Linked DNA regions of Homo sapiens: region 1 is linked to region 2. A link is an interaction called in ENCODE POLR2A ChIA-PET data of the cell type or tissue named here. Cell type or tissue: GM12878. All regions are shown on one strand. Each heading gives the region's core, and the rest is flanking DNA. Links, peaks and the distances in the headings are about the cores only. Region 1 overlaps DIP2B (disco interacting protein 2 homolog B). Region 2 overlaps DIP2B (disco interacting protein 2 homolog B).

Region 1 (12,876 bases), core at 2,491-10,490, 110 kb after region 2:
GTAATCCCAGCACTTCGGGAGACTGAGGCGGGTGGATCGCTGGAGCCCAGTTCAAGACCAACCCTAGGCAGCATACATAGCAAGACCTCATCTCAAAAAAAAAAAAAAAGAAAGAAAAAAAAGAAAAACAAGAATTTCTGGGGTTTGTTGTTTTGTTTTTTTGAGACAGAGTCTTGCTCTGTCGCCCAGGCTGGAGTACAATGGTGTGATCTCGGCTCACTGCAACCTCCGCCTGCTGGGTTCAAGTGATTCTTCTGCCTCAGCCTCCTGAGTAGCTGGAATTACAGGTGCGTGCTACCATGCCTGGCTAATTTCTGTATTTTTAGTAGAGACAGGGTTTTACCATGTTGGCCAGGCTGGTCTTGAACTCCTGACTTCAAGTTATCCACCCACTTAGGCCTCCCAAAGTGCTGGGATTACAGGTGTGAGCCATTGCACCCGGCCAATTTTTCTGGATTTTGAATAATGTCCTGGGGTTATATAAGAGAAAATTCCTTATTTTTAGGAAATATGTTTGAAACATTTCTGAAGAAATAAGTACATATACTTTGATCTCAGCAGTTTTTGTAATTAATTCTAAGAAAATAATTAGACATGTGCTAAGGTGAAAATACTGAATTATTCTTTCTATGAATAATTTCAAAAATTTGGAAATAACCTAGTATCTGATAATAAGGAATTGTGTAAGTAAATCATGGCACATTCATGCAGTGAAATACTATGCAGCCCTTAAAAGTTATGTTGTTGGTCTGTACACAGTGAGGTGTTTCTCCTTGTATTAGTGGAGGTTTTTTGGTTGCAAGAAACAGAAGCTGGCCGGGCGTGGTGGCTCACGCCTGTAATCCCAGCACTTTAGTAGGCCGAGGCGGGCAGATGACAAGGTCAGGAGTTCAAGGCCAGCCTGACCAAGATGGTGAAACCCCACCTCTACTAAAAATGCAAAAATTAGCTGGGCGTGGTGGCGTGTACCTGTAGTCCCAGCTACTTGGGAGGCTGAGACAGGAAAATGGCTTGAACCTGGGAGGCAGAGGTTGCAGTGAGCTGAGATTGCGCCACTGCACTCCAGCCTGGGCGACAGAGCGACACTCCATCTCAAAAAAAACAGGTCAACTTACATAGGCTACCTTAAATAGCTGAGGTAGGTCATAGAAACAAATCAACATTTGAAAAACCCCTAGAAAGGAGAGATAACTCTGGGAATCTCAACCTTGAAGTTTAAAACCTTCCTTCTTTCTAGGGCATTGTCACATTGTCGTTAAAGTGATTCCATTTAGGACCTGCAGTTTCTTGATTCAGAGTTTAAATTTAAAAAAGAGGATCTCATTGGTCTAGCTCTTATAAGGGGTATATTTACTTTACAGAGCGGTATGGAAGGATAGTTTGTTTGTGGATTAGGCCCATTCCTAGACAAAAGGAAACTATTTTTTTTGTGACTTAGGAAGCTACCTCAGCTGTTATCTACCTCAGTAAGATTTTGTAAGAGTTTTTTTTTTTTTTAGCGGGATACAAAATACTGTGTACAGTATGATTCAATTTTGTGGAACTATAGAGTGACCTTTGGAGTGGGGGTAGAAAATGAAGAGTTTTGTTTGGATGTGTTAATTTTGAGATTCCTATTAGACATTCAAGTAGAGAGCTGAAATTTTTTGTGCCCAAAGTGGCAAACAATTAACATCTGCCCTTATGTTTTTCTAGATCAAAATAAATCCTTCTCTTCCTGTGGCATAGAACTGAGGGGTCTCAACCAAGTTTTCTTTCAGACTTGAAAGAAATTTTCTTTCAGTTAAGAAAATCCTAAGCTTCTTTTCTTGAAAAATAATGAGTGTTCTCCAGGCACCTGCACAGCGCTCATTCCATTTGAGGCAGAATTTCCTGCTTGGCACAGATGCATGTTAGACTCAGTATTCTGTCCCCACCCACCTCCCCACATCTCTGTCAACTCTTTGTCTGGTGTGTTAAGGAGTCACACATCATTCTGGACTTCATTTTCCTCCTCCGTAAAATTATCCCTGGCTTCTTTTATTTTTGTTTTTGATTTTTATTTCTAATTGGTCTTAATCAAATTATAAATAAAAATCATCTGAACGTCCCCTTTACCTTTTTTTTTTTTTTTAAACAATTGAGGCAGTGATAGTTCAGCTCACAGTGGTAAACACTTTCAAGAGCCGGAAGCTAATAAATGCAAATGTTTGCTTTTTCAGATATCCACACAGAAGCAGTTCAGGCTGCACTGGCAAAGCATAAAGAACAGAAGATGGCTTTGCCCATGCCAACCAAAAGGCGATCCACATTTGTTCAGTCTCCTGCAGATGCCTGCACACCTCCTGGTAGGTTTATCAGAGCTTTTTCTCTCTGACAGTTAATACCTTGATGTTCCTGAAATAAGTTCTGCTTTTTCTTTTCTGAGGTAAGAACCAGAATCTTCTCCCCGCCATTAGAGGAATGTAAGAGAACACTCTGAGGTGGCAGATTTTGCTTGTCATCTCGTAAACAACACACAAAAAGATGTCTTAAGAGTAAAACTATTCAAAACTAAACAAAAAAACTTTCCTTCTGAATTTCCAGTCTTTTTTTTTTTTGGCTGTAATCCCCAGACTTATGTAGTCATAAATACAGGCCAAAGCTTAGGCCAAAATCCTGCTGTGTTAAATAGCCACTTTCATTGTCACCCAATATACTACTTGTAGTCATATATCTAATTCATTTGTACTCCTAAACCAAATGCTTCGTCTCTGCAGCAGGCATGAGAATTGTTGGACTTGGGACAAAAGTTTTTGTGTCATTAACAATTATGGAAGAGCAATCATGCAAAGTTGTGATGGACCTGCAAAACGTATATAAGTGTGTTTATGTGTGTGTGTGTTAATGTATTTTGTACACATTTATTTATTTTTTAAGAATCTACTTTTTATAACGGGGTCATGAGATCAGTGAGAACTAGGTATCTTCATCCCATCCCTGTTCACCAGACTTCAATCCTTATGCTCCCTAAGGTAAATTTAAAGAGTTATAACTTCATATTTGAGGAATAACTAGAAACAATCTAAGTTGTCTTGTCTGTTCAGAATCTCTCCCAAAGTTTTTTTAAAACCTTAAAAAAAATTTTTTTTGAACTTCTCTAGTGGAAGCTCGAAAAAAATTTTTTTTAGATCGAATCCCAGACAAGATCTTGATATAGGCCTTTGAGACTAAACATAGTAAATCTATTTCAGAGCCTCAATATAGTGTCTCTCTTTCTACTTTCATGTTACTGGTAATGAAATCTTTGAGAACAAATTTCCCCATACTTTTTTGGCCTAAACTACTTAATACGTCTTTGGGGAGATTCCTAGGTTGCCTTATGGTTGACTTTGATTCACAGCTGTCAAGTTGTTGAGCTGTTCATACTGATCCTATTCCCTGATCCAGATTAATATTAATAGTTTTCTTCTCGGTTTTGGCTAACTTCTCAGAGCATTTGGGTATGCTGTGGGCTCATTTACTGTGTGTGCTTTTTTTCTTCACATCTGTGGTGTCAACATGTTTGAAAGAGAAATAGCTCTGTGGCTTCAAGTGTTTCTCAAAATGTATCACAGGGTACCTCTAGCCGGCTATCACAGTAAGACAGTTTGTGTCTATAATGGTGCATACCTCAAACCTACTCATTGAAAATCTTGGATGGTTTCCCTTCCACATTAGTACAGCACAAGTTGGGTCCTCATGGACAAAGGGGGCTCTCAGTTTAGTAGCTATTCCTTTTTGGCAGATTACACTGCAGTGTGGCTGAGGGTTCAGTTGCAGTAAATGGCAAAGGGTAGGGAGCAGCATGACATGTAGTTCTTGGAAATAATCCCCTCCAAAGCTGTATCAAAGACATGCAGTTTCAGAGTAAATAGGCTGCCCTTATGGCTTTGGGTGAAATGTGAGAATGCAGCAAAGACCTTGAGAATGCTCAGAAGGAGTGGAAACCTTTTTTATCCGCTTTTACAAAAGTCACTGCCTGAGGGGAATTCACGAACTCTAGAAACAAATCGCAGCTGTTCATTGCTGAATGAGACTGTAGTCCTTTGAAATTAACTATAGGCCTCTGTATTTCTAGACACTAATGTTCTCCTCTGTCTGCAGCCTTGACGTTGTGGCCTAATGTTCTTGATCATATTATATGTTTTATACATAATAATTTCATGATTCCAAAGATACAATCCTTTCTCCTAAGACTTGTATTCAGCAGAACAGAGTAATAAAAAGGTTCTGTACCCATTTATCTCCTGTTCTGGGGATCTCTGGGTAGTATCTGAGAAGGCTTCATGTGCTGTGAGGGACATCTGTGTTGTCAAATAGAAGAGGAATTCTCTCACAACAAGGGGAAACATTGAGCGCACCCTGCATAGTGATTTCTCACACAGCCCCCACATGGGATATCTTGATGCTGTCATGCAACAATTACACACATGCCTAAGACAAATACTTTGCTCTAGTGAGGAAATTTGGGAAGAACTCTTATCATAAGGCTTCCATTAGCCCCTTTCATTTTAGGGAGTAGAATTTGCTGTTCCCACATTAGGAATCGATTCCATTCTCTCCAAGATCTTAAGAGCTACCAATTGGCTGTTTCCAATGCCTAGTTGTAGCTTAATCCTACATCAGTATCTCCCAGAACTTGTTACAGCCTAACCCAGCGATGTGGAATAGGTTTTATCTCGCATATGTACTCTGATAGCCATAGAAACACTGAAGCTTAGAAGATGCCGAGGCTGTGTTCAAGGGAAGGGAGGAGGAAGAAAACTTACATTAATCATTGCCATTAAAGTCTTTAAAAAAAAAATGAGCTTCTGGCCAGCTACCAAAGTGACCTAAAGCGGGGTACGGTGGCTCATGCCTGTAATCCCAGCACTTTAGGAGGCTGAGGCAGGCAGATCAGGAGGTCAGGAGTTCGAGATCAGCCTGACCAACAAGGTGAAACCCCGTCCCGGCTAAAAATACAAAAATTAGCCAGGTGTGGTGGTGCGTTCCTATAGTCCCAGCCACTCAGGAGGCTGAGGCAGGGGAATTACTTGAACCCGGGAGGCAGAGGTCGCAGTGAGCCGAGATCGCGCCATTCAGTCCAGCCTGGGTGACAGAGCGAGACTCCATCTCAAAAAACAAAACAAAAGTGACCTAAGAACAGTTGTGGTGCCGGGCGCAGTGGCTCACGCCTGTAATCCCAGCACTTTGGGAGGCTGAGGCGGGTGGATCACAAGGTCAGGAGATCGAGACCATCCTGGCTAACACAGTGAACCCCGTCTCTACTAAAAATACAAAAAATTAGCCGGGCGTGGTGGCAGCGCCTGAAGTCCCAACACTTTGGGAGGCCGAGGCGGGTGGATCACAAGGTCAGGAGATCGAGACCATCCTGGCTAACACAGTGAACCCCGTCTCTACTAAAAATACAAAAAATTAGCCGGGCGTGGTGGCAGCGCCTGTAGTCCCAGCTACTCGGGAGGCTGAGGCAGGAGAATGGCGTGAACCTGGAAGGCAGAGCTTGCAGTGAGCCGAGACCGCGCCACTGCATTCCAGCCTGGGCAACAGAGCCAGACTCCGTCTCAAATAAATAAATAAATAAATAAATAAAACAGTTGTGGCCAGGTGTGTTGGCTCATACCTGTAATCTTCACACTTTGGGAGGCTGAGGTGGGAGGATTGCTTGAGCCTAGGAGGGGACCAGCCTGTGCAATATAGCGAGACCCCATCTCTACAAAAAATTAAAAAGTTAGCTGACTGTGGTAGTGCATGTCTGTTGTTCCAGCTACTTGAGAGGCTGAGGTGGGAGGATCGCTTGATCCCCAGAGGTCAAGGCTGCAGTGAGCCGAGATCAATCAACCGTACTCCAACCTGGGAGACAGAGTGAGGCCCCATCTCTTTAAAAAAAAAAAAAAAAAAAAAAGCAAACAAAAAGTTGTACCACTCTTGCAGGGAAAAATTAGCCTAATAGCCTAATATTTTACAGGATTTAGTTGCATCTTTCTTTGTACACTGCCTGAGATGTTACAGCATACATCATAAAGCACATCTTGGGTCAAGGCTGTCACTCTGCACTTGCTGTCTTGTATGCACCTGGTTTCTGGGATAACTTCTAGAGTGCACCAGCCAGTCAGCTTCTTTGGGAGGCACTCAATACGTAACTGTTTGAATTACTGAACTGATGAAAATTTAGAGCTGCTCTTTTTGAGGGATTTAATAAAAAGGATTAAGGAGTAAAATATGTCAGATATTTTGGCTTTATTTATAGTATCATATAGTCTGGAAAATATGGTAAATAGTTGGCATGGGAAATAATTTGTCTTTTGTTCACAAATCACCTGATAAGATGTCAGTCACCCTAAAATTTGCTTATTGAATTATGTACACTAATTTCTATCTTGTGAATTAGAAAATTTAAATTCTCTAAATTGGTAGCAATCTATGGTTCTTTTAGTGCTTGTGGCCTTTTTCAGAGTCTTTTAGACTGCTTGAATTACTGCCATCCAGTTCCCTTTATGTGCTGAAATCATTTACTAATGTCATGAGGCAATTACCTCAGCTCTTTCTTTGTAGGGGTTCTTTGTGTAATGCTATTACTCATTCATACGGAAAAGCACAACGCAAAAACTACAGCATATATTTTTTCCCTCTAAGCTTTTTCCGCACCCTTGTGGACTTACCCTTTGCTGCGTTCTGAGAGTGCACAGATGACCAAATAGACCACATAATGACCCTAAAGCACAGTAAGCTATTTCAACTAGCTTAAATTTAGAAGTCTGTCTCACACAGGACTCTGCTTGAGAGTAGCTAGAGTAATTCATAGGGCCAGAAGACAAGGAGAATTTCCCTCCTTTTTTGGTTTTTGTTTTTTTTTTTTTTTTTTTTTTTTTTTTTTTTTTTTGACACAGTCTCTGTCACCCAGGCTGGAGTATAGTGGCTCAATCACAATTCACTGCAGTCTCAAACTCCCAGGGTCAAGCAGTCCTCCCACCTCAGCCTCTCTAGTAGCTGGAACTGCAGGTGCATGCTGCCACACCCGGCTAATATTTTTATTTTTTGTAGAGTTGGAGATGGGGTCTCACTGTGTTGCTCAAGCTGGCCTCAAACTCCTGGGCTCAAGAGATTCTCCAAAGTGTTGGGATTATAGGCATGAGCCACCACACCCTGCTCTATATTTCTATATATGAAAATGATACCCAGCAACAGATTGGGATATTATCCTTTTAACCTACTTTAATAATGCTTCATGGAATTATAGTACATTATGGTATGCAAAGAACTTTCACATACTAATGACCGCCCTGTGTCATTTGTTTCTCATAAATACTCTGTAAAGTAGGAAGGGCAGATTTAGAGATAAGGAAATAAGCAAGTTCATAGTCGCTAAGTAATTTGCCCCAGGTCAAATAGCAATTAAGTGTCAAACTCAAAATCTTGATTGTGTTCATTATTCCACTGAAGTGTCATGTTTATTTAGAAAATTCTATTTACTTTATAGCCGCGACTCATGCCTATAATCCCAGCACTTTGGGAGGCTGAGGCCCGAGGATCCTTTCAGCCCAGGAGTTTGAGACCAGCCTGGGCAACATAGCAAGAGTTATCATCTCTACAAATAATTTTTTTTAATTCCTTCATAGTGCTAAATAAAATAAAAATTTTAAAAATTAGCTGGGTATGGTAGTGTGTGCCTGTGGTTGTAGCCACTCAGGAGGCTGAGGTGGGAGAATCACTTCAGTCAAGGCTGCAGTGAACCATAATCACAGCACTGTACTCCAGCCTGGGTGACAGAGTGAAACCTCAACTGAAAAAAAAAAAAAAAAATTCCTCTTTCCCTAATAGATACTCACGTGTATGCATGGTACTGGAATGAGCATTTTTACAACCAAATTAAATAACTGTTGTCTTCTGAATGGTTATAGTCCTAAATATGTATCAGTCAGTTAATTTGAACTTAGAATACCTGCTGATTTACCAGGTTGGGGAGTCTTTCCTAAATATTCTAATTTTAACCTAAACCACAAAGTAAACAAAGTTGGCAAATCAGACCTCCATAATAAATGTGCTCTAATTAATAGAGTCAGATCATTTTAATAGTGTATTTTATGATTGGTGTGGGGTAGGACCAATGGTCCACAATTACTTGGGAGACTAGTGAATATCCAGTGTTCTTTAAGCCAAAGTACAATAAAAACCCACTGTATCCGGTTGAATTTGTTTCAATACCTGATTGTAAAATTTAAGGTTTGCTGATAAGAGTAATGTTATGGTTACCATTTATTGCATGCCCTCAGTGTACCAGTCAAAGGGCTAAGTGCTTAACATATATTTTTTTCATTTTTAGTTCACTCAACAGTTTTCTACCCCATTTTACAGAAGAGAAAACAGGTTTAGAGAGGCTCAATAACTTGCCCAGACTTCTGTTTTTAGACATATCAGTTAGATAACCTGAAAATTATCTCCTAGAAAGATAGGGGAAAGAAAATGTTCTTTTAGAAATACTGGGTAAAATGTAACCAGCTTTTTAAAAAATGTATACAGGAGCAAGGGAGAATGATGAACACTGAAAAATCAGAATGGTGAGGTGGTGCTTACTTCCGCTGGGCTGTAGGGAGGAGAATCAGCAAGCCAGGGACCTTAATGTTAACTATAATGATAAAACCTTGGGCCCATCTAAGGTTGCAAGCTGGAATTAAGATCCCTGGAGGGACTTGCATCTTTAGCAGTTGGGTGAATTAGAAAAAAGGAACCTGTCAAAAAAGCTTGCCTGAGGCCGGGCGTGGTGGCTCACGCCTGTAATCCCAGAACTTTGGGAGGCTGAGGTGGGTGGATCACGAGGTCAGGAGATCAAGACCATCCTGGCTAACACGCTGAAACCTTGTCTCTACTAAATAATACAAAAAATTAGCCGGGCATGGTGGCGGGCGCCTGTAGTCCCAGCTACTCGGGACGCTGAGGCAGGAGACCCTGTCTCAAAAAAAGAATAAAAGGAATTAGCAAATTCCTGGGCTCAGGCCATCCTCTCAAGTAGCTGAGACTATAGGCACACACCACCACACTTAGCTAAGTTTTGCATTTTTTGTAGAGACAGGTTTTTGTCATGTTGCCCAGGCTGGTCTCAAACTCCTGAGCTCAAGCAGTTCATCCGCCTCAACCTCCCAAAGTGCTTGGGATTACAGGCGTGAGACAATGCGCCCGGCCAACATGCTAATTGTTTATATGTTTACTAATTGGTTATAGATGGATTGTAGGCTTCTGGTGACCAGTATTCAATGGTGCCTTGTTAAAATCACAGCAGATTATAAACTGAAAGGCAAACTATGTTTTCAGAATTGTTTTCTGTTGCGTATTCGTTATATATAAGAGCTTAGGGAAGATGTTTTATTTATAAGTGATAACAGTCATGAGTTTATTTTTAATCAGAGCAGAATCAGTAGGGAAATGATAAATTTCTATTATTTAATTTTGCCCAAATTTCTACAAATTCATAACAATTTCCTGGGTGACAAATTGCTTTTAAAATAATATTTAAGGGACCTTGTTTTGATTTTTAAAAAGATACAATCCCAGAGCAGTGCTACATTTTATGTAGACTTCACTACATAATCGTCTTTTAACTTTACCCGGATAGTTTCTTATCTGTGACCATAGGTTGAGTTATTCATAGTAAGCACCTCATTTCTCAGGTGGCATCATTTGGCACAGTATTATTTTCTTCTACCAACTGTTAGTCAGTTTCTGCTATCTTTCCCTTCATGTTTATAGGAAGCAATTAGCCATTTAAATTACTCTTAGGAAAAATTTCAGGTTATTCCAAATCAAAAAGAAATACACATTCCTTTTAACCATTCTCCTGGGGATTAGAAGAGGAATTAATGTTGATTGGCCAGGTGCTATGGGCTGGCACCAGTATGGGTGCTTTCTGTACAGTGTCTTTGTTCATGGTCTCCCAGCTATGGTTAGGATAAAGGCAAGTTTCCTTAGCTTGTCTTACAAGGCCCTTGGTGGCCCAATGCTACCTACTTGTCCAGTCTCATCTCCATGACTATCAGTCTTGCATCTGTGCTCTGGCTAGTCTCTGTTTCTTTAATATCTTTAAAAAGTTTTCTGTCCCCTCCAAGCTTTCTCGCGTGCAGCCCCCTCTACCTGACGCTGCACTCTCCCTACCTCTGGGCCTTTCATAACTAATCCCTACTTAGCCATCAGGCCTTGGGTTAGGTCTTACTTCCTTGGGTGCCTGCCTTGAACTCCTCTAACTCATCTCAGTCCCATAAGAATAGGGACTATGTCTTCTTGCCCAACTTTTTATTCCTACCAACTACTGTAGTGCTTAGTGTGTTTGTCAAATGGACGAATAAGTAAACAGTCTTCTCAGATGGGTAATTTTATCCCCAAGTCACATAGCTAGTAAGAGGTGGATCCTAGAGTTTGAATGGAAGACTGACACCAAAGCCATGTTTTTTTCCACTACGCTAAGCTGCCCCATAGTTGTAAGTCATTAAACACTGAAGACTGGCAGACAAACAGGGTAACTGAATTGAAACAATACACCTAATTGCATAATTGATCCAATATAGAAACATAATGAAACCCATTTTCCATAAACCTAATCATGAAAATACTGGTTTTACTGTCTTTTTAAAATTGGGTTATTCTGATTTTAAACTTAAACAAATTAAAATACATATAAATGATACAATAAAATGATACAATAAAAGCAGCCCACAAATCCAATGGAGATTGTGGAATCTTGAGATAACTTACCTTGAAAATACTTTATTCTTAAGGTCAAATTCACCTATCCTAGGGGCCCTATCCCAACTTCCTCTCTGTTTTTTTTAACATGTTTGCTAAGACAGGAATATTTGTGTCCCGGGGTACAGTTGAAATGTTAGAATATTTTCTGAAAATTACACAAAATGCTTTCCTTAAAGGGGTACAGATGTGATTACTTCTTTTTTTCTTTAAATTTTCTTTTAATCACCCCCCTTTTGCATGATAGATCTCATTCTTCTTTATGGACCTCATCACTTTATCTCTTTGGGATCTGGTCACTATTTATCTCTCCACCCTCATTTTTTTCATTTTTTTGCCTTACTCTTCAAAGTCTTTGCTCTATGTACAAAGAAGTACTTGAAATCCCTGACTGTGGTTGGTTCCCATCCTGCGAAACCCTTTGATTACTCCCGTTTCTTAGCATCTGTTTTATTCTTTTGAAATTATCTGTGGGCTTCTGTGTCTCCTGTAAGCCTTTTTAGGGCACTTACTGTGTCATAAGCACTCATACACTTCACAACCCCTAGGACTTGACATAGTTCCTGGCACATGTTGTGATTAGTACTTTTTAAAAAGCAAAAACAGTCACAGGCTTCAGACCTTCCTCAATATGAAATAATAAGTTGGAGGTAGTACAGAACAAGAAGCAAGGGTATAGTCATTATATAACTTTCTGGGTTTTTTGTTTTTGTTTTTGAAATGGAGTCTCACTCTGCCTCCCAGGCTGGAGGGCAGTGATGCTATCTCTGCTCACTGCAACCTCCGCCTCCCGGTCTTAAGTGATTCTTGTCTGCCTCAGCTTCCCGAGTAGCTGGAATTACAGGTGTGCACCACCATGCCTGGCTAATTTTTGTATTTTTAGTAAAGACAGGGTTTCGCGATGTTGGCCAGGCTGGTCTTGAACTCCTGACGTCAAGTGATCCACCTACCTCGGCCTCCCAAAGTACTGGGATTACAGGCCTGAGCCACTGCATCCGGCCCATTATTTTAACTTTCTCTCTTGCTCTGGACCTGCAGAATTTGACTTCTAGATTAGATGAGTCTTTTGTGGTTCAGGTTCCCATTGTGAGGTGCCAGCAGTTTTCCAGCCCCATTGGTTATGTATTTGGCTCTTTGAACCAAAGCAGAACATGAACCTACAGTGTCACCTGAGTTAGACGGAAAGGGTTCTGCAGTACTAACCACAGAATGTTTAATTTTTAAAAACAATGAAATTCAATCCACAAGTTGTAAATCATAACACCCAGAAATCATTTAGAAAGGTTTATCTCACATTAGACCAAATGCCCTCTTTAACTGCGTGCTTCATAAGCTTAGAACCCTGAAATAAATTCCTGACTTCTGTTTTCCCCGGCTTTTGCTTCCCTATATTTGGTTGAGTTTTTTTACCCACCCCCCACCCAGCACGCTTTTCTAATTTAGGCCTATTTTCCTGAAGTCAGAGCCAAGCTGAATACAGACATAAGTGGATTTCTCACAATTCTTCTCCAGCTGAAAATTAAAGAAAGAAATACTGATGCTGTGCCTTCTCCTGTCATGCTTGGAAAGCTTACCTGTGCACCCTGACTGGCTGCCTTTCCTACTAAGGCCATGAATAAGTCCAGGCTAAGGATTGTTTACGCCACTTCATTCCCTAGCACCTAGCTCACTGTTTGGCACGTATGTTTTTTGTTTTTTGTTTTTGTTTTTGAGTTGGAGTCTCGCTCTGTTGCCCAGGCTAGAGTGCAGTGGTGCGATCGTGGCTCACCGAAACCTCTGCCTCCGAGGTTCAAACGATTCTCCTGCTTCAGCCTCCCAAGTAGCTGGGATTACAGGCATGCACCACCATGCCTGTCTAATTTTTTGTATTTTTAGTAGAGATGGGGTTTCACCGTGTTGGCCAGGCTGGTCTTGAACTCCTGACCTCAGGTGATCTGCCTGCCTCAGCCTCCCAAAGTGTTGGGATTACAGGTATGAGCCACCACGCCCGGCCTGGCACATACGTTTTTAGCAAGAATTAAGTTTTTATGTCTCCCTGTCAAGATCATTTCCTTAGAGACTAATAAGTACTTTGTCAAAATCAATGTAGCAACATACCACAAGAAGAGATTCAGGAAGACATATAAGTACTTCAGTATTATTTGA
Region 2 (12,876 bases), core at 1,723-9,722:
CTAAAAGAGGACTTTTGGTTCATTTGTGTTTTTCCTTTATTCTTTTGTTTCGTTCTGAGACAGGTTCTCACTCTGTCACCCAGGCTGGAGTGCAGTGTTATGATCACAGCTCACTGCAGCCTCGATCTCCTGGGCTCAGGTGATCCTTTCACCTTAGCCTCTCAAGTAGCTAGGACTACAGCATGTGCCTTCATGCCCAGCTAATTTTTTAAATTTTTTGTGGAGATGAGGTCTTGTTATGTTGCCCTGGCTGGTCTTGAACTCCTGGGCTCATTTGATCCTTCCACTTTGACCTCCCAAAGTGTTGGGATTGCAGGTGTCAGCCTGTGCGCTTGGGCTGTTTTCCTTTTTTCTTAATTTTTTACTGAAATTTTATTTAATAGAATTTTATTTCTATTAAAGTTTTACACACACGTATTTGAAAGAGGCAAGTAATTTTATAAGTCGTCACAACAGATAGCTCTTCTGCTTACCTCTTCTACCCAATTTTCTCTTCCCCAAAGATAACCTCTTTTACTTCCTTAACTGATTCTTTTTGGTTTTACCCTCATATCTTTAAGCAACATGCATACATTTCTTCTTAATTTTCAGTACTTTTGCATCATATACTGGCTTCCCACCTTAGCTACCCACCCATGCTTCCATACCACTTTTCCCTCCATATAGTTATAGCATAATTTTGATTAAATATTAGATTGATATTTAATACTTAAGTTATGACTATGTAAATGCTGTTGATAGCTAAATCATGTGGTATACTTTTATTTTTTTCTTTTCTGCTTAGATTTTGTTTTCTCTGTAATTGCAAGATGTTTTATTTGCTTATTTTCTATGTATTTGTCATTGATATGTCTCTATACTCTTAGTTGCATGAATCTGCCTCTATATGATCGCTCATATCAGGTATTCTGTCAGTTTCACCTTGAATAGGTTGTTCCTGGAATCTTCTGAAATGCCTTGGCTTAGATGGATTGGTCACTGGGTGCGTGGCATGGCGGTAGAATGGATCAGCCGTCTCTAGTTTCTTAGGGATTTCCTTTGCTTTGTGTATTGCATCCTGTATATTCTGTGTCTCGTGTCTTTACCTTTTTGAGCTTACTTCTTCACTTTGGTTGAGTGCATCTCTGAAAGACATCTCGCCGCTCCCCCCCCGCCCCTTTTTTTTTCTTTTGAGATGGAGTCTTGCTGTCTCACCAGGCTGAAATGCAGTGGCGCCATCTCGACTCACTGCAACCTCTGCCTCCCAGGTTCAAGTGATTCCCCTGCCTCAGGCTCCCGAGTAGTTGGAACTAAAGGCGCGCGCCACCACGCCTGCCTAATTTTTTGTATTTTAGTAGAGATGGGGGTTTCACCGTGTTGGCCAGGATGGTCTCTTGTCTCCTGACCTCATGATCTGCCTGCCTCAACTTCCCAAAGTGCTGGGATTATAGGCGTGAGCCACCGCGCCTGGCTGACATATCCCATTTTTTATCTCTTTTTTGGAATATAATATTCTTGCCCTCAACTCTTCCTAGTGTCCCCCATTCTAGAGACCCTCTGTTTGCCCTTCTAGAAAATAACTGCAGTCTTCTGTAGGGTGAGGAAAAGACATTCATTCTCTTGGCTTCCTGGAAGAGGAGAGAGGATCTAGGAGTCTTTTCTTATCTTCCTGTTTATAACGTTTTGCCACCATTTCCAGAGGGAATTGGTTCTCCCCTTCCTATGTATTTTCATAGTGTAAGTCTCTTCACCACCTTCCCATCCCTACCCTGTGTTTGCCACTTAGGATTCAGCTTTCTTGGCTCTGCTGAGACATGTATTGCTTATCTACCTGCTTTCCAAATTTCAAATTTTGTCGCTGCTATCACTTTGGTTCTTTTTTGTCCTTATGGTTAATGCTTATGTTTTCCTCCCTACTCATTCAGTGAGGTATGAGAAAGAACAGAGGCTGTGCACTCATTCTGCTATCTCTGACTGGAAGTTGCCCGAGCTGCCCTTTATCTCCTCTCTTCTCACTTTTTATCTGCCTTTTATCTATTTGTCGCCTCTGACTTCTGACTTTTACCCTCATCTTGTTCCAAGCCCAGTCATCTTTAATACTTACTTTTTCCATCTCATTGGGCCTCTCACCTCTTGTTTCCTTTCACCCCATGCTTGTTTGGCGCCTCATGTCCTCCTCTTACTTCTAGGGGCCTCCCTGAGCAGAGTAGGGAGGCCCCTTCTTTCCTTTTGCTTCTTGTCAGTTTCCCATCTCTCCTGTGCTTCTCTGCTTCACTGATATACGAAACACACATATCAAAGGATAGCCTGGCCATGTTTGTGTAGCAGCTCAAGAAACTATTCTGAACAGCAGCAAAAACCACACACCAATCTTTAGAAATTAAATCTTTGTTGATTTAGCATGTCCTGCTTCTCTTCTTCTTGCTATCTATTGTCCCGTGTCACATCTCTGACTCTTCATTGTTTTTTTTCCCCCCAAGATGGAGTCTTTCTCTGTCACCCAAGCTGGAGTGCAGTGGCGCGACGCTCACTGTAAGCTCTGCCTCCTGGGTTCAAGCAATTCTCCTGCCTCAGCCTCCCAGCCACCTGGGATTACAGGTGCCTGCCACCACACCTGGCTAATTTTTGTATTTTTAGTAGAGACGGAGTTTTACCACATTGGCCAGGATGGTCTCGAACTCCCGACCTCGTGATCTGTCCATCTCAGCCTCCCAAAGTGCTGGGATTACAGGCATGAGCCATAGTGCTGGGATTACAGGCGTAAGCCATCGAGCCCGGCCGACTCCTCATCTTTTTACTAACTGTTCACCTATTGATACATCATATTCCTTGTAGTGTTTTGCCACTATGAAGACAGGTATTTACTTTTTAAGTAAAATAAATATTACTAATAGTAAAACAGCCGTTTTACTGGGAGTTAGAAGGGCTGTTTATTGACTTAAATGACACTATGTATTGTGAGACTTTTTTTTTTTTTGAGATGGAGTCTCGCCCTGTCGCCCAGGCTGGAGTGCAGTGGCTCACTGCAATCTCTGCCTCCCGGGTTCAAGCGATTCTCCTGCCTCAGCCTCTCCAGCAGCTGGGACTACAGGCGCATGCCACCACACCTGGCTAATTTTTTGTATTTTTTTTGAGACAGAGTTTTGCTCTTGTTGTCCATGCTGGAGTGCAGTGGTGTGATCTTGGCTCACTGCAACCTCCACCACCCAGGTTCAAGTGATTCTCCTGCCTCAGCCTCCCAGGTAGCTGGGATTACAGGCATTCGCCACCACACCCAGCAAATTTTTGTATTTTTAGTAGAGACAGGGTTTCTCCATGTTGGTCAGGCTGGTCTTGAACTCCTGACCTCAGGTGATTCACCTACATCGGCCTCCCATAGTGCTGTGATTACAGGCATGAGTCACCGCGCCCGGTGCATTTTTTTGTATTTTTAATGAAGACAGGATTTCACCATGTTGGCCAGGCTGGTCTTGAATTCCTGACCTCAAATGATCTGCCTGCCTCCGCTTCCCAAAGTGCTGGGATTACAGATTTGAGCCACCTGGTCGGTATTGTGAGACTTTCTGAATCACTGAGCCTTGATTCTTTATCTATAAAATGGAGATAATAAGCTCTTCCTACTTTATAGGACTTGAAGAAGCAAATGGGAGAGGGTGAGTGAAAGTGGGAAGCTCTGAAATGATTTTTAATTTGTGTGCCCCACACACCTTGCCTTCCATAGATGGTCCAGGCTGTGGTCTGGTTGCTGCTTTCCTGTGTGTGGTGCATGGACACAGGCAGGAGTGAGTAGATTCCCAGAGGACCTACTATGGCTTGGATGATCTCTCCACTTTGGGGCGGGCACCATCCCCTCCATGTCTTCTTAGATTGTTAGATATAAAGCATCGGCTGTACATTCTTACTTTACACACTAATGTTCTCACAACAGTGGCAGGGCCTTCCTAGGCAGAGGACATCTACAAAGAGTGGATGATGGTGGCTGCCACCTGCTGAACTGTGGCTAATGGGCTGCTGGGTGGGGGGATATTGCCTGAGGGATCTGCTGGAGCCCATGGCAGGCAAAAGCCAGCAAAAATTTGTTACTGTTATTGTGACTACATCTGTATGCATGAACCACTTAGCTCTAGAGGAATTTTGGTTACATAAGCTTAGTGGTGGCTTAGTAAATGGATTCTGCAGTTCTTGTTGTTTCTCCCAGATTGAACTTGCCTTTCTGCCATATGATTGGCACTACTGATTGTTGAATCATTTCTTCCAGAACAAGGAAAAATGCCAGGCGTGGTGGCTCCCACCCATAATCTCAGCACTTTGGGAGGCTGAGGTGAGAGGATCGCTTGAGCCCAGGAGTTTGAGATTAGCCTATGTAACAGAGAGACCCCATCTCTATAAAAAACAAAAAATAAGGAAAATACATACATAAATGTTAGTGTTATAGATGGTAAAAAGTGAACAAATGTCAACACAATGCAATATAAATTATCACGTTTCAGCTGAGCGCGGTAGCGTCCTAAGCCTGTAATTCCAGCACTTTGGGAGGCCAAGGTGGGAGGATCGCTTGAACCCAGGAATTCGAGACCAGCAACATAGTGAGACCCCGTTTCTACAAAAAATATTCACAAATTTCAAGATTTATGGAGTTTTATTATATGATCTAGTTCAGAAACTTTTTAGATATGACATTGTTTTGATCAGTCTCCTGTACCCTTAGGGGTAGCACAAGTAATAGGAAAAACAAAATAGGTCTAGATGCAGCAGTGCTGGTTGAAGATGTCTGGGTGATTTAAGTTTCTGTGTTCCTGCCAGGGGTAATAATTGAGAATCATATATAAGGGAACCTTAGGAACCCTCTATTCTAACACTGTTTACAGATGTGGAAATGGAGGTACTGAGAGGTGACTTGGTTTTCTTGAGGCCACACTGTTTGCAGCACTGTATTTCTGAACTTGTATTCTAACATCTCAAGTAGCAAAAAGTGGAAATGAAAAACAATTGAGGGAGCTATCAGTCAGAGATGGTAGAATGAATATCTCTAATAGCCCCTGTTTTTTCCTCATACCTCATTAAATGACAGTAAGAAAAAGCATTAACTCAGAAGAACAAAACAGAACTGCAGAAGAGAGAACAGCAACACAATTTTGGAAACTGGCAAGTGGGTAGATGAACGATTACTGACTTAGTGGCAATGGGGGAGCAAGGCCGTTTACACTTTGAAAACCCAGAAGGCTCAGGAGTGGGTGCACCAGTTCCCTCTGGAAATGGGGGCAAAAGTGGGTTGCAAAGAGAAGGATTCACTGAAAGTTTAAGAAAAGACTCCAGAGCCTCCCTCTTCTTCTATGAAGCCAAGAGAATGTCCTTTCCTTACCCTAGCAGAAGACTGGAGATTTATTTTCTGCAAGGGGAAAATAGAGAGTCTCTAGAATAGGGAACACCAGGTGCAGGTGAGGGCAAGGAGAGCATACTGTCAAGCTCTTCCAATTTGTATATAATTCTTTCCATACCCAGTAGCATGTACCAAGGTGGATTCAGTTCTAAACTCAGAACATGGGTGATTAGGTGATCACCCCAGTACTTCCCCAAGGGACAGACTTCTTATTAACTCCTCTCCACTGAGTACATCACTAAGGCCTTTGGGTGACATTTTATTTTTCCTTTTCTTTCTTCTCCTGTAATTTAGTAGTTAATCTTCACAGAAAAGAGGAAGATGGTGTAATTATTTGTCTTTTTTTTTTTTTTTTTTGCTGGGCTGGCATAACAAAATAATGACGTTTAAAAGATTCAAGGGTAGATATTTTCTTTGGTATTATACCAATTTTATCTCAACAGTTTGACTAACCAACAATTGGTCCTTAAAAAAAATATTATTAGGCTGGGCATAGTGTCTCATGCCTGTAATCCCAGCATTTTGGGAGGCTAATGTGGGAGGATTGCTTGAGCCTAGGAGTTTAAGACCAGCTGGGGCAACATAGCAAGATCTGGTCTCCACAAAAAATTAGCCAGGTGTGGTGGTGCATCCCTATAGTTCCAGCTACTTGGGAGGCCAAGGTGGTAGGATCACTTCAGCCCAGGAAGTTGAGGCTGTAGTGCACCACTGCACTGTAGCCTCAGTGACAGAAACCACACACACACACACACACACACACACACACACACAATTTCTAGTACCATAGGTCTTTAACACTTACAAGGTATCATAGATGTTTTGGCCTTGGGAGTGGGGATGGAATACAAAGATATTTAAAATTAGTCTTTGCCCTTGTAGAGGGGTGAAATGTAGCACACCAAATTTAATACAACCGTTGTTCTTGTGTGCCTGTGTACAAGTATAAGCCGTGTAAAGATTTTTAAAAATATATCTTGTTTCCTACCCTCATAGGGTTTACAATCGAGAATGATCTTTCTCAGCCAGGCATGGTGGCTCATGTCTGTAATCTCATCACTTCGGGAGGCCGAGGTGGGTGGATCACTTGAGGCCAAGAGTTCGAGATCAGCCCGGCCAACATGGTGAAACCCCATCTCTACTAAAAATACAAAAAATTAGCCCTTTAATCCTAGCGCTTTGGGAGGCTGAGGCGGGTGGATCACGAGGTCAGGAGATCGAGACCATCTTGGCTAATACAGTGAAACCCCGTCTCTACTAAAAATACAAAAAAATTAGCCGGGTGTGGTGGCATGCACCTGAAGTCCCAGCTACTCGGGAGGCTGAGGCAGGAAAATGGCGTGAACCTGGGAGGTGGAGCTTGCAGTGAGCCGAGATCGCAGCCACTGCATTCCAGCTTGGGCAACGGAGCAAGACTCCATCTCCAAAAAAAAAAAAAGCAAAAAACTTAGCTGGGCGTGGTGGCATGTACCTGTAATCCCAGCTACTTGGGAGGCTGAGGCAGGAGAATCACTTGAACCTGGGAGGCGGAGGTTACAGTGAGCTGAATTCACTCCAGCCTGGGCAACAAGAGTGAAACTCTGTCTAAAAAGAGAAAGCAAATAAAAATAAATAAATAAAAATTCAAAAATCAGCCAAGCGTGGTGGTGCATGCCTGTAATCCCAGCTGCTTGGGAGGCTGAGGCATGAGAATTGCTTGAAGCCGGGAGGCAGAGGTTGCAGTAAGCTGAGGTTGCGCCACTGCGCTCCAGCCTGGGCGACAGAGTGAGACCCTGTCTCAAAAAAAAATAAATAAATAAAAAAGTCTTTCTCAAATTATATTCTGATGATCAGAGAATGATCTTTCTCAATTTACAGCCTGATGATCACTAATCTCAGTGAGATAGTTCATTTATAAAATTTAGTGGTTTAATTTCTTATCTTTGACAGTCATCTTAAACAGTAACATGTTAAAGGCTTAGAGAAGTGTCTGGCAAATAAACTGTTTTCACATTTTTACAACTTAATATTTCTTAAATTTATTCCATAGAATAAAACTTTAGGAAATAGCAACCTATATAAGAGTGCATTCCTCTAACCCCTATGCACATTAGATTGGCAGTAAATTATATTTGAATCACAGGCCTTTTCTCCTCTGTTTACTCAATATCAATTGTTTAAGGAAAGCTAGATAACTTACCTTTTCTTGCCCTTCCTCCATGCAGCCAAGGGTGAATATTTAAGTTTTATTTCTATGGATCATTCTTCATTAACTGTGCTAGAGGCCATCATTTAGAAGGGGAGACATTTCCAGGTTCTTAAAGCTGAGTGTATTTATATACTATGTAGTCTACATTTGTCATAATATTTCCAGAGTTATTAAAAGGTACAGGAATCTTTTGTAGATGTTTTCTAATGTTTCTGAATGCAGACCTTTATTCACTACCTCCATCTTAGGTGATGGCTTTCACCTAGTTAATTTTTTTTTTTTAAGTGAGAGCTACAAATCTGTCTTAGGGCTTCTGTGAAACTATTCAGAGTACTATCAGTTAAAGTAGCACATCCATAAACACATTGCATCTCAGATAACAGAACACCTTAATTTATGGAAACGATACTCCCGAAGATGCTGTCTATAATTTTTGCATATATAAATTTGTTGTATTATTGATTGATTGAGACAGAGTCGCTTTGTTGCCTAGGCTGGAATGCAGTGGCATGATCTCTGCTTACTGCAACCTCTGCCTTCCGGGTTCAAGTGATTCTTGTGCCTCAGCCTCCTGAGTAGCTGGGATTACAGGCGTGTGCAACCATGCTTGGCTAATTTTTGTATTTTTAGTAGAGACTGGGTTTCACCCATGTTGGCCAGGGTGGTCTCGAACTTCTGGCCTCAAGTGATCCACCCATGTCGGCCTCCTAAAATGCGGGGATTACAGGCATGAACCACCATGCCTGACCTGTTCTACCATCTCTTTTATAAATATTGGTCTGCTTCTCTTTGAAGGGTTCTTATTCTAGTAGTAGAATAAGATAGAATAAGATCATGTTTGTTATCTCTGTATTGACAGGCTTATAAGTGGCTGTTGATTGAATTTAAAGAGAATAAATAAGGTATCATTCAGATATTTGAAATCAATTTCTAAAGTGACAGTAAATTATTTTAGTTATCTCCCTGACCTTGACTGCCAGGAGCAGGCTTTGGAATACAAAGAGGTGGAGAAGAAGGGCGGTAGAGAAAGGGTAACAAGCTGTTCTTCCAGATTTCCTAGCAAGTCTTAGATAATGGTAATACCTGATTCTAGAATACAGAAGGTTATATAGCATAGTGAGGGAGTGTGTATGGTAATAAGAATAAGAGGGGAGGTTATTTAGGTCTCTTCCGTATATAGGGTTGGAGCAAATGCTTAAAAGCATAGAACAGGGCTTTCCTATCTTATTTCAGCAATGCCATTTATATATTTGAAAGTTACAGAGTTAATTTTCTTTAAAAAAAAAAAATTCTAGTCGGGCACGGTGGCTCATGCCTGCATTCCTAGCACTTTGGGAAACCGAGGGCAGTGGATTGCTTGAGCCCAGGAGTTCGAGACCAGCCTGGGCAACATGCAAAACCCCTCTCTACAAAAAATAAAAAAGTTAGCCAGGCATGGTGATGTGCTCCTGTGGTCTCAGCTACTGGAGAGGCTGAGATGGGAGGATCATCTGAGCCTGGGGAAGTTGTCGAGGCTGCAGTGAGCTGAGATCATGCCACTGCACTCCAGACTGGGTGACAGAGTGACCCTGACTCAGAAAAAAAAAAAAAAATTCTCAGGCTTTTTTATGGTCAGACTAAATTATCACCTAAATACAGTACATATGACTTTGTGGCTGTGATGTGTGTTTGTGTGTGAGGGAGAGAGACTGATTGATTGTAATACAATACTATAAGGCAAATAATTTAGCTGTGTCAGTGCCAAAAGAATAATTTTAACTCTTACGTACCACTAAATATATTCTAGCTACCTTTTAAAACCAATATCTCAGTTGGCTTAGCTGCCACAAAAAACCTATAATACTCTAATAAAATTAGTGTAGAACGATTGCTAAAAGTTTGAAGATTATTAACCACAGCTTGACTTACTCATGGAACCAACAGAAGACCTGTTCATCAGTTTTCATTTGTTTGAGTCATTTGGGAGCTGCTGGTTATCTATTTCCAACATATGCTTAAGTTTTGTTGAGATGTATTTTCTTCCACTTTGTTTCTTTTCTTCTTCTGAGATATGGTCTCTCTCTGTTGCCCAGGCTGGAGTGCAGTGACGTGATCTTGGCTCACTGCAGTCTGCCCCGCCTGGGCTCAAACGATTCTTCCACCTCAGCCTCCTGAGTGGCTAGATCTATAGGTGCATGCCACCAGTCCTGGCTAATTTTTGTATTTTTTGTAGAGGCTGGATTTTGCCATATTGCCCAGGCTGGTCTTGAACTCATGGACTCAAGCAATCTGCCTGCCTTGGCCTCCCAAAGTGCTGGGATTACAGGTATGAGCCACTGCACCTGGCCTTTTTTTTTTTTTTTTTTTTTTAAAGGCAGTATCTTGCTCTATTGCTCAGGCTGAGTGAGGCAGTGTGATTATAGCTCGCTCTAGCCTCCAACTCCTGGGCTTAAGTGATCCTCTTCTCTTGCCTAAGCCTCCCAAGTAGCTGGGACTACTGGTGTGGGCCACCATACCTGGCTAATTTTTAAACTTTTTATGGGTATGGGGTGTCACTATATTGCCCAGGCTGCTCTCAAACTCCTAGGCTCAAGCAAGCCTGCCACCTTTCCCTCCCAAAGTGTTGGGTTTACAGGCATAAGCCACCTTGCCCAGCCTAATTTTTTTTTTTTTAAAAGCTCATTCTGTGTACCTTAACTTCTTTGATCCTTCATTCTTGAAATTTTAGCAGGATATTTGCTGGATTTATTTTTTTAGTCCTCAGGTGGTAAGGATTGAGCTAATGACATCACATTTCATAACATAGCATCAGCATTGGTCTGTGCAAGTCCTCTCTCTTAGCTCTTCAGATTAATTAATTTCTTTTTTACCTCCACTTTCCACTTCTGTTCCTATTTCCCCATAGTTAAACTGTTGTAATGTATTTGGTAAGTATCCCTATATTTGTATGCAGTTTTGTAAATATGTAGTGCTGGGTTCTTGCGTGTGTGTGTGTGTGTGATTTGTTAAACTTACCTAAATGGTACTGTATTCTCTTGGTACTATTTAGGGACTGTGTTGCTGTGTATATACCTAGTTCTTTGTTTCTAATCTAACCACCATCTGCCTTTCCTTAAATGATTTGTTCTTTCGGTGATGGACACCAGATTATTTTCAACTTCCCACTGCTGCAGACGATGGGATGAACATTGTTGTGCTTGTTCTGTTATGGTGGGAGAATTTCTTTCAATGTATGCATAAGAGTAGATTGCTGTACTTAATTTGATTAAGCACTGCCAAATTTGGGCACTTTTTCAGATTGTGCAACATTTCCTATTTCTTCAGAAATAGGAAACAGAAAGCTGTTTATCCAGCTTTCTAATTGTTGTCTATCTGATGGGGTAAAGTGGTATCTTAATGTTGTTTTAATTTGTATTCTCCAGTTACTGAATGGCAGCGTTTCTTTATATACCATTAAGACCATATGAACGCCCCCTCTGTGAATTACCTGTTCATATCCCTGGCCCACTTCTTTAATTAGAGTTTCTGTCTTTTCCTGTTTGATTTACAGAGTGTTTTTGTAGAGTTTAGAATATTAGCCTGGTATTTGCCTTTTCTTCATCTGTCATAGTATGTTAATTTTGTCATTGGTACCTTTTGCTGAGTAGGGCTTAATTTTGATATAGGAAGTCCATAATCTTTTACTTTATGGTCTTCTGGAAATATGAAGATATTCTGCATTTTTAATTATGTATTTCATAAGTCAGCATTTCCCATGAGATCTTCCACCTGAGTCCATCATTATATATGACATAGAATAGTAATCCAGTTTTATTTTTCTGCACGTATTGAGGCCATTTTCCTAACCACATGAACTAGTTTGTGGTGCCACTATTTTTTTTTTGGAGACAGAGCTTATTCTTTCACCCAGGCTGGAGTGCAGTGGTGCACTCACAGCTCACTATAGCCTTGACCTCCCGACTCAAGTGATCCTCCCAGCTCAGCCCCCTGAGTAGCTGGGACTAAAGGCATGCACTGCCACACCTGCTTTTATTTTTTTGTGGAGATGAGATCTCGTCATGTTGGTCAGGCTTGTCTTGAACTCCTGGGCTCAAATGATCTGCCTGCCTCAGCCTCCCAAAGTGCTGGGATTGCAGGCATGAGCCACCATGCCAGCTGGTGCCACTATTTTTTTTTTTGAGATGGGTCACTCTGTTGCCCAGGCTAGAGTGCAGTGGTGCGATCTCGGCTTACTCCAAGCTCCACCTCCTGGGTTCATGCCATTCTCCTGCCTCAGCCTCCTGAGTAGCTGGGACTACAGGCGCCCGCCACCACGCCCGGCTAATTGTTTTGTATTTTTAGTAGAGACGGGGTTTCACTGTGTTAGCTAGGATGGTCTCGATCTCTTGACCTTGTGATCTGTGCCACTACTCTTATATATCATGTTCCCATATTTCCATGGCATTCTAAGAGCTCTGGTCTGTTTTATTGGATATAGATAACTGTAGTTATGTTTGTTACGTCAATGCCAGCTGTTTTTATTACTCTGCTTTGTGTTGTGTCTTCACATCTAGTAGGATACATCAATTAAAAAGGCATCATTTCACCCTCAAATTAATCTTAAAAAGTCAATGTAGTCCCAATTAAATTTCATCTATTTTCTCAAGGAATTTGGCAAACATTCTAAAATTTGAATGGAAAAATGAAAGTCATTTTCAAAATTGATTTACCCCTTTGGGGTCCTGTTAACTGCTTAATCTAAGTAGTTCACAGTTTTTGTGTGTGTGCCTATTTGGGCATTTTATATGTCTCGAAATTTATCCATTTCATCTTTTTTTTTTAAACAGTGAAATTTTTATTTTAGAAAAATTTTAGTTTTACAGAAAAATCTTCACTGAATTTAGAATTCTGAATCGACAGTACTTTTTCTTTTCTTTTTTTCTGAGACAGGGTCTTGCTCTGTCACTCAGGCTGGAGTGCAGTGGCATGATTATGGCTCATTGCAGCCTCAACCTCCTGAACTCAAGTGATCCTTCCACCTCAGCTTCCTGAGTAGCTGAGACTACAGGTGCATGCCACCATGCCCAGCTAATTTGTTTTTTTGTAAAGTTGGAATTTTGCCATGTTGCCCAGGCTGGCCTTAAACTCCTGGGCTCAAGGAGTCTGCCTTCCTTGGCTTCCCAGACTGCTGAGATTACAGGCTTGAGCCACCATGCCCAGCCAATAGTACTTTTCTCTTGGCATTTAAAAAATATTGTTTGCACTGTCTTTTGGCTTCCGTGATTTCTGACAAGAAAGCCCATTTATTTTAATTCTGGTTTCATTACATATAATGTGTCTTTTTTTGTTTGAGATTCTCCTTCAATCTGTGAAT

Evidence for each region. ChIA-PET counts read pairs that join two places held together with the same protein. Peaks named below come from ENCODE experiments on the same cell type or tissue, not always from the same donor. Only the 100,000 strongest peaks of a DNase experiment are listed, where the experiment ranks them.
Region 1: POLR2A ChIA-PET joins it to region 2 with 15 read pairs; 5 of 35 experiments call an interaction of 5 or more read pairs at or near these places.

The regions. Positions count from the first base shown.
Region 1 is chr12:50,657,993-50,670,868 of GRCh38, forward strand. DIP2B (disco interacting protein 2 homolog B) reads left to right here. Exons shown (of 38, transcript NM_173602.3): 4 at 2,202-2,327. Among named protein-coding and RNA genes, the nearest start is that of ATF1, 100 kb to the right of the region's middle. RefSeq lists an enhancer at 3,412-3,471. In GM12878, for the core only: no CTCF peak of the experiment used is centred there; DNase peaks (open chromatin) are centred at 3,499, 3,889 and 6,709; H3K27ac peaks cover 4,384 bases.
Region 2 is chr12:50,553,616-50,566,491 of GRCh38, forward strand. All of the region lies in intron 1 of DIP2B (disco interacting protein 2 homolog B), which reads left to right. Among named protein-coding and RNA genes, the nearest start is that of DIP2B, 55 kb to the left of the region's middle. In GM12878, for the core only: no CTCF peak of the experiment used is centred there; no DNase peak of the experiment used is centred there.